2 separate regions of the Homo sapiens genome follow, and region 1 is linked to region 2. The links are chromatin contacts, found by Hi-C or POLR2A ChIA-PET in ENCODE. All regions are on one chromosome and are shown on one strand. Each heading gives the region's core, a stretch centred on a gene start or an enhancer-like site at or near the end of the contact. The rest is flanking DNA. Distances are from core to core; before and after follow the strand shown.

Region 1 (4,157 bases), core at 54-2,553, 390 kb before region 2:
ATATAGATTAGCGGGGCCCCAGAGGAAACTGGGGTTTGCTCACTGCAAACAGCCAAAAGATCTTCAAGAGAGAACGTGTTAGGCTGGAATATCATCTTTTCCCACATGTGCAAGACTCTTGGATTGTGTTTGCTTTCAAAATCCATAAATGTTTTTATTAAACTATATCTTTCTTGTGGCCCCTGCGCACACAAAGTACTTGCAGCATATGTAAACGCTTCCATTTTGGTTCTCCTTCAGGAAAATTTTGTAACTCCGCAGTAAATATTTGCTCTGGGGTGAACCTTGGCAAGCGATAAACTCCAAAATCTGGTTTCACTGTACGTGTTTGTGTGCACATGTGTATGTTTTAACAGTATGTATATATTGGAAAATTTGCGGGAGAGCTTGATATTTTTACTTCTTTGCTGCGCCGCAGGAAAGTATAATGACTGTAATTACTTGGATAACATTTTAAAATTAACCAAATTCTCTTTCACATTCGATTCTTCCTTGTGTGCTGCCAGCCCTTCCTCCCAAATCATGTCAATTAAATATTCTTACAATGTCACCCTTTATAATGCCTTTAGTGTAGTGATTTTGGGGGTATATTTTAAAGTGATAAAGTGCAGTTTTGCTTCCTAAATTCTGTCTTAATAATAAGAATGTAAAAATTAAACAAATCATGATCTTTATTATTCTTTTATGTTTATAGTTTCTTTTCCTCTAATGCTTTAATCTGTAAGCCAAAAAATTTCAGAGAGATAAATGGAGACAGCTCAGTAGCATGGCAGGCAGAGTCAGGATTTTGGATTCTCATCCCTGAAGAAAAACTTGAAGTTATTCCTCTGTGATGAAAAATACTTTATTTTTATGAAGAAATGGAATCTGCTGAGGTTGAATAAATTAGAAAACTCTATGGAAGATCATTAAAATATGAAAACTGTTAGCATTGGGCTGTGTGTTAGTCATCTTTAAGAGAATAATCGGGAATTATTAACTGACTTTGACCTCATGAGCCTTGACATAATAACTGTGGCATTCGCGGTGTCCCTGGTGTTTTAAAAACCACCCTCCTCCCCCGCGTGCATTACAAAAATATGTCCTCTTCCTCTCATGTTGATTATATGGGTTTTATTTATTCTAATGACTGCTGTAGAGAGAGAAAATGCAGCTCTGAGCAGGGAGAAACAAGAACCCTTGTACACGTTTGCTGTGGGGTGGGCTGGCCACATAAGTTGAGTAGCCTTTGGCCAGATAAGCAAATGCACACTTCGCCTCCCAGTGAAAACATCATCCCCAACAAACATCATGTGGGCCTGAGTCACTCTCTGGAGAATCTGCTTCTCAGAGTTTGGTTTGGCAGTTCAGGCAGATATAATCCTTCCTTTCATTTTCCCCTGCCCTTTTGAAGAGCAATAATTTTCAGTCCCCTCACACCAAGGGCACTTTGAGAGATGGCCTACAGCTACACGGAGGAAGTTTCTTTGGCACAGCCTTTTGGGAGCTGTGAATATTTGAGGCTGTCTCAAATGGGGACTGTGTCCTTTGAATGAAGTGTTACACAGATGTGTGAGTGAATCCATGGGAACAGAGGCAGATGTTAGGGAGTTAGAGAATTCTGAGCTCTGTGGGCCGTGTCAGTCTGAAGAAAGGCAAGACGGCTGTTAGGTGCAGCCTGTAAGTGCTGTTCATCGAACTGGCCTCAATTCGTCTGCGCTTGGAAATAACTGAAATTGTCTGACCACTAAAAGTGTGATACAACTTGGAAGAGGGGCAGGAGAATACATTTTACTGGGGGCCATAGATCTGGCTTGGGCAAGCAATCTGTGTGTATTCAGATCCTGCATGTTTCTGAAAGATGATAGATGGATAATCGAAGCACACTTCTGCAGAATTTTTTTCTAGAGTATTTCAGTCCAAAAGAGCGCTAATGTGAGCTACATAGCTCATTTTACATATTACATTATATTACACATTAAAAAAAAGGTGAAATTATTTAATAGTATTTTTCATTAAATGCAATATCTCAAAAATATCACTTCAACATGTAATCAATATAAAGTTAGTATTGAGATATTTTACATTTTTTGCCCCTTCCCATATATTCAATAGCTGGTGTGTATTTCATTCTCAGAGCTCATCTCAGCTTGGACCAGACACATTTCGAGTGCTTGGTAGCCTCAGTGACCAGTGGCTGCTTCACTGGAGAGTACCAGTTCCAGATCATCTGGGTGCGTGTACAAAGTCACTAACAGATTTCCTCCCACATTTCTGTGAAGGTCTATGAAATTTTAAGTATCATAGGAAAGATTGAAGAAAATAGGTTCTAAAGCAGATGTATATTTTGAACACTGCCATTTTAGCTCTGAGGCTTCAAGCCATGATTAAGGAATATGTGACCTTTGAAAGAAGTAGGTGATGCCTTTTATAGATTTTATTCCATTTAAAAATATATTTTTAATTATAAAAATGAATCCATACTTACTATAGAATACTCAATACAAGGTCTAGAAAATAACAAAAATCATCTAGAATCCCACCATCTATAGCTAATCACCTTTTGAAGTTTTGGAGTATTGCTGTTCTCGTATGTGGATCGGTTTCATAGTTGTCATTATACTGCAAATGCCCTTGTATATCTTGCTTTTGTTCACAGTGTTATATCACAAGTATCTGTATTTGTTGTTAAAAGCTCTTCATAAGAATAATTTTGATCATCTGGATGATTCATCATATGGCTGAGCCATGGTTTACTGAAGTCAGTGACTTTGGTAGGGTAGTAGTTGCAGTAAGCTCACTAAATGTGACAAGAACAAAAAAGTTATTTTATTGAAAAGTCACCCTACTGTGTGGCCATCCTCATCCCTCATATTGGCGGCCTTCCTTCCATGACTCTAGACAGCTCCGGGAAACCAGAGCCCTTCTACTCTTAAGCTTATTTTTTAGAAAAAATATCTTAGAAAATAATCTCCCTTTCCCCACCTAATCAATCCAGATGTTTAATTACCACGTTGACACAATTGGATTATGACTTCAGGGCAAAAAGCAACTTTACTAAAGAGAATTTGAATGGAAAACAAGAGCATTTTAAAGATCCTCATACAGCAGTTTATTTCTCTTGTTAAATTCATGTCCCTCAAGATATCACAGTACCCACTAGGTACAGATACTGGGCCGCCCTTTGTTAAATCGTAGTTGGATTTATTTTTGCTTCCCTTTTTGGCCCTCTTTCTCACCATTTGTCATTTTCACAGGCTTTAGTGACATAAATCTTGTGGAATGTTGGCTATGCACATAGCATGAAGGATTCAACCTCTCCCATTTCAGGCTGGTTGGCCAATGTAAGCAACTGAGGGTGGCAGAGATCAGGGACAGATAAGACAGGGAGAAGAAGGGGTAGAGGGACTTTGGAAAGAATACCTGAAGTACGAAAGTGACACCTTTAAGGTTAAGGGTGATGGCAATTGACTGATGATTACCAGGTAACAATGGAGTCCACTGGAAGCTGCATAACCATGAACTGTTATGATTATTTTTTCCTATCTATGTGGAAAGGCCTGGTTTGCTTCTCTGCACACAGTCCTGATTCAGTGTGGTGCCCGCATATTGTAAATGTCTTATCCAAGAATCCAGGGACCTGGCCCTGAAGGAAAAGCTGAGGACAGAGTATTTCTGCAACAGGCCTAGGCTCTTGCAAACTTGCCTTCCCAAAGCTCCAAGCCCAACTGGCCTGCAGGGGAGGCGGTCTCGCTGACAACCTGCCCTTTGGCCTTATACCTTCTGTCACAAAAGAGCCATTTTTCCTGAATTTGAAATTGAAGAATTTGATGGCACACGAGTGCTGGGGGGATTTTATTAAGCTGATAAATATGACTACAATTTACTTAAAACCAGTGGCTCTTCTCACTGTCAATGTTGTGGAGTTTATGCCTTTTTCTCTCAAGCTCTCTTTGGCCCAAGCAATTCAGGGCAGAGAGTTTGAAGGGTATTTTGTTTCTGATGTGGGCAGTCTGAAAAATAGTGGACCTTTTAACATTGCACTGACAGACACTCTCAGGGCTAATATAATTGATGTATTCATAGGAGCTTAAGCAAAATAGCTTTCCAAAAGGGAGAAAAACTTGTCTTTTCACCTAAGCACTGACCGATTTGTGGTTTGGATGCTTACACGAGAT
Region 2 (4,030 bases), core at 1,241-3,740:
CTACACTCATGGCAAAGCTCTCTTCTAGGTCAGACTAGGAAAACTGATTTCATTGCTAATTGTGGGTCTATAGGATCTGTGTTTCTCTGAAAAATCTAGAAGATAAGATTGCAGGGAACTGGAGTATTAGCATGCAGCTTTTGTGGCATTCTCCTTGGCAGGGCACTTGCTCTGCATAGATATCTCCCATAAGCAGGAAATATTATTTTGTAGATCTTGACAGATGGGTCTAGCCCATAAGGAAGGACATTTAGGATGATTCATACCAACTGGCATATCAACAGACTTTGAAAGAGAGCTATTAAAAATGGGATTGTGTTAGCTCTGATTTGTGCTAAGTAAAATAAGCAAAACAAGGAGCCTATTAGAAAAAAGATGTGAGACATTTAGCATTTGAAGGTTTTGAAAGGCAGAAGAAGGGCACGTGATTAGTCCTTATTTTGCCACGTCGTAAAATTCTGCTTTTCAAGGAAGAGCTAGTCGTACAGTGATTTTTGCTTGAACCTAACATGTTATCTAAACATGGGCAGAGCTGGACATACATACAAGTGAGTGGGTTCCTTCACATGGGCTCAAAACGATGTAACCACATGGAAAACTCTAAATCGAGAGCAGTTGTAACAAGTACACCCCATAATTATATGTCTTTTCATTGCCTTCCCTCAGCTCATATCTTCACACGTGTTTACCTGAAACTTCTTCATGTGATGAGCTTAAATGTTACTTCCTCAGTGAGCATTTTGGCACCTCTAGGACTCTATTAAATAATCTCCTTGCTCTCTGTCCCCTTTCATAATATGTAACATACTTGTAATTAATTGTATAGTTTCCATCTTCTGAACCAGACCATGTATTCATTTTATCTGCTACCATCTCTCCAGCAACTAGCATGGTTTAGGCAAATAGATGGTGCTCAATAAATATGAATTGAATTGATAACAAACATTTCAAGAGCTTGGCAGCCTCACCAGTCTAAGCCAATTATGAATTCTCTTCTAACTCTGCATCCAATCAAACCCATAGGAGAGTCAAGAAGAATGGTACCTTTTAATTCTTTAAATAATGAATTTGTGTAGCATTGCTTTTGTAAGGGAAAAATTATAACACTATTAATTTTTTTTCAAGACAGAGTGTTCCTTTATTGCCCAAGCTGGAGTGCAGTGGCATGATCTTGGCTCACTGCAACCTCTACCTCCTGGGTTCAAGCGATTCTCATGCCTCAGCCTCCAAAGTAGCTGGGATTACAGGCATTTGCCACTACACCCAGCTAATTTTTCTATTTTTAGTATAGATGAGATTTCACCATCTTGGCCAGGCTGGTCTCGAACTCCTGATCTGAAGTGATCTACCCCTGTTGGTCTCCCAAAGTGCTGGGATTACAGGTGTGAGCCACTGCACCTGGCCCACTATTAATTTTTTTAAAGTGTAGTTTATCTTCTAAGACCAAAGGAATAAAGGGAGCTAATATGTATACGGAGTCTTAGACTGTTCTTTTTTGGAGAGACAGCTGAGAATATATTATAAGATAATATGGACATTATGATCAACAATGTGTACAGGTCAATTCTACATTGATCAGCATCCACTTGTTTTGGTAACACACTCACCTATTAAATAAGATCACAGGATTTGTGAATTTCTCATATATCTACGACTATGTCTCCATGAAGCTAATCCAGAATAAAGAGGCATTACTTCCACAGGAATAATAACATAGTAATAGCTAATGCAGGATTTCCCAAACTCAACACCATTGATATTTTAAATAGGATAACTCTTTCTTTTCTTTTCTTTCTTTCTCCTTTCTCTTTCTTTCTCTCTCCCTCCCTCCCTTCCTTCCTTCCTCCCTCTCTCTCTCTCTCTTTCTTTCTCTCTCTCTCTTTCTTTCTGTCTTTTTTTGGTGGAGTAGGGAGGTAGGGGGCTTTTCTGTGTATTATAAAATACCTGCATTCTGCCCACTAGAGGCCAGTGACATCCCCCACCCCAAGGTGTGACAATTAAACGTGTCTTTATACACGTCCCCTGGGAGCAAAATTGAATTCAAATGAGAATCACGGAGCTAACTTTTACAAACTGCTTAAAACATTCCACCTCCCTACCAAGTGTTCCCAGAAGCAACCTCATTTAATCTTTCAAGAAAATTACTATGAGATAGGAATAATTAGTATACCCATTCTATAATGGAGAAAAAGTTTAAGGATTGCTGAAGGTCACACAGCTGGTAAGTACCGAAAGTCAGGCTTTCCTCACTACTCTGTTCTTCAAGTACTTTGTGGGTGGAAAAGCAAAGCAGCGGGAGCGAAGCAGGTGTCGGGCATTGCTAATGCGAAGGCTCTAGGACTGCTTTGCAGCAAAGGCCAGTGAAGGACAGCCCAGAACTCCTTACAGGACTTCACTAAGGAGGTTACCCTAGGGCAATCAGAACTAGTCTATCTTCCTTTTTTTTGTGAGCTTGCCAGCTGTCAGCAGGCCACATGCTTAAGTAAACAAGAAAGATATAAACAGGAAGATGAAAGCCAAAATTAAATTTTGTTGTTGTTATCTGTTCTCTTACATTTAGATATAGCGAACCCACACAAAGTGAGTCTATTGCCTGGGTGCCAGATTTCAGCCTGGGGTGCCAGACTTAAAATCCAATGCCAAATTTTTTTATCTTAAAGACCTCTCCGTGTCTGGGAGGGCCAGAGAAAGAACTCAGATAGGGCCAGGCTGAAAGTGTAGGCTCTGCCTGTGGCAAAACTGTTTTGTGAGCAGTCCCCATCCTGTTTCTAGAAGAGAAGAGCTACCCCAGTGACATCAGGGACCAGGGAGTAGGGATGAGACTCCTCTAGACCTGGCTGATAAAAGATACCGCAACAGTTAGTCTCTCTCAGCAGTATGATTTGGCCAAGGCCAAAAGAGATGTGGCAACAGGGAAAAGCAAGAAGGTTCCCAAGTATGTGTCCCTTTCTGGGAGCAATCAAAGGAAACCGTAGGAGGAGAGCAAGTCTATGACCATACTAGGAAAATTTTGTTGTTGTTGCTATTATTGTAGGAGTTTTGTTTTGTGTCAAAACTTAGACATGAGGAAAAGCTGTCATTTTCATTAAATTTTGATGTGAATTTTTACCCTGAACAATTGAATACCATTTGATCCTTTGGGTTTGAAAATCATCTTTGAAAACTTCTGGAAACCATCTTTGAAAACCATCCTCATTTACAGGAACCGCCAAAAAAAAAAAAACAGTGCTCCTGACTCCCACTGTACCACTGTCCCCCTCCTGCAGGATGACAAATGTCTCATTTGCCTGAGACTGACGGCTTTCCCAAGATGCCAGGCTTTCAACTCTAAAATCAGGACAATCTCAGGCAAACTGAGACAGGTTGCTCACTCCCCCAACCCAATCCCCTCCTCTACAACCGCCCGGCCCGGCACAGACTGGACTGCCTTGCCCTGGAAATGCCTTGGAACAGCCAGTCATTTCTCGGCAAGCATTTCTCAGGCACCTATAAATATTCTTCGTGCACCTATTAAGTCCCAGAGGCACTGAAGTGAGAGAAAGATAATCCTGACGTCACCACGGGACTGACTAGTTCGGCAAACAGAAAGTTAAACCTCTTTTGCAGAACTGAGTGAAAGAGCTGTGGGAGGTAAGAGGGAGTCCCCAGTACAGACTGGGGTCTTAGGCTTCTCAGAGAAGGTGACACCATGGCTGAATCTTACAGAGCAAGTAGGAGTCAGGCAGATGCAGAAGGGGGCAGAGGTGGGCAGGAGGCTGCAGACAAGAGGAGGAGTGTGAGGGGGCACCGACGCTGTAGGAAATGACCCATGCAGGAGACGCTGGTGTAGGACCCCCCCTTCCTCGGTCACGGATCTCAGACAGCCCCTTTAGTCCTCCTCCTCGGCTTTTTCTTCAAACCCCAGGGAATTACTTGTCTACTGTCCCCTTGGGCTGCCATCAGCCATGCCATCGGTCTTTCTTTTCCCACCAAAAGACTCTCTTTCTGTGTGGGTCGTTCCCGATTGGCTTAGTTTTTAAAGCACAGTCTT

Evidence for each region. A loop is a pair of places that touch in the nucleus more often than their neighbours do. ChIA-PET counts read pairs that join two places held with the same protein, here RNA polymerase II (POLR2A). Pooled maps may share reads with other maps.
Region 1: a map of sigmoid colon shows a loop between it and region 2 (4-fold over the local background). The contact joins two enhancer-like sites. A Hi-C loop is called at or near these places in 2 of 168 maps with a recorded cell type or tissue (aorta and sigmoid colon) and 6 of 50 pooled maps. POLR2A ChIA-PET finds 5 or more read pairs at or near these places in 1 of 52 experiments (activated T-cell).

Annotation. Positions count from the first base shown.
Region 1 is chr7:25,846,982-25,851,138 of GRCh38, reverse strand. No RefSeq gene overlaps it. Among named protein-coding and RNA genes, the nearest start is that of LINC03007, 59 kb to the right of the region's middle. Within about 2 kb of position 1,303, at least 17 of the 41 ENCODE cell types and tissues checked have a DNase peak (open chromatin) inside an H3K27ac peak, as active enhancers do; they include sigmoid colon, where a contact is called at or near this core.
Region 2 is chr7:25,455,416-25,459,445 of GRCh38, reverse strand. No RefSeq gene overlaps it. Among named protein-coding and RNA genes, the nearest start is that of NPVF, 230 kb to the right of the region's middle. Within about 2 kb of position 2,490, at least 11 of the 41 ENCODE cell types and tissues checked have a DNase peak (open chromatin) inside an H3K27ac peak, as active enhancers do; they include sigmoid colon, where a contact is called at or near this core.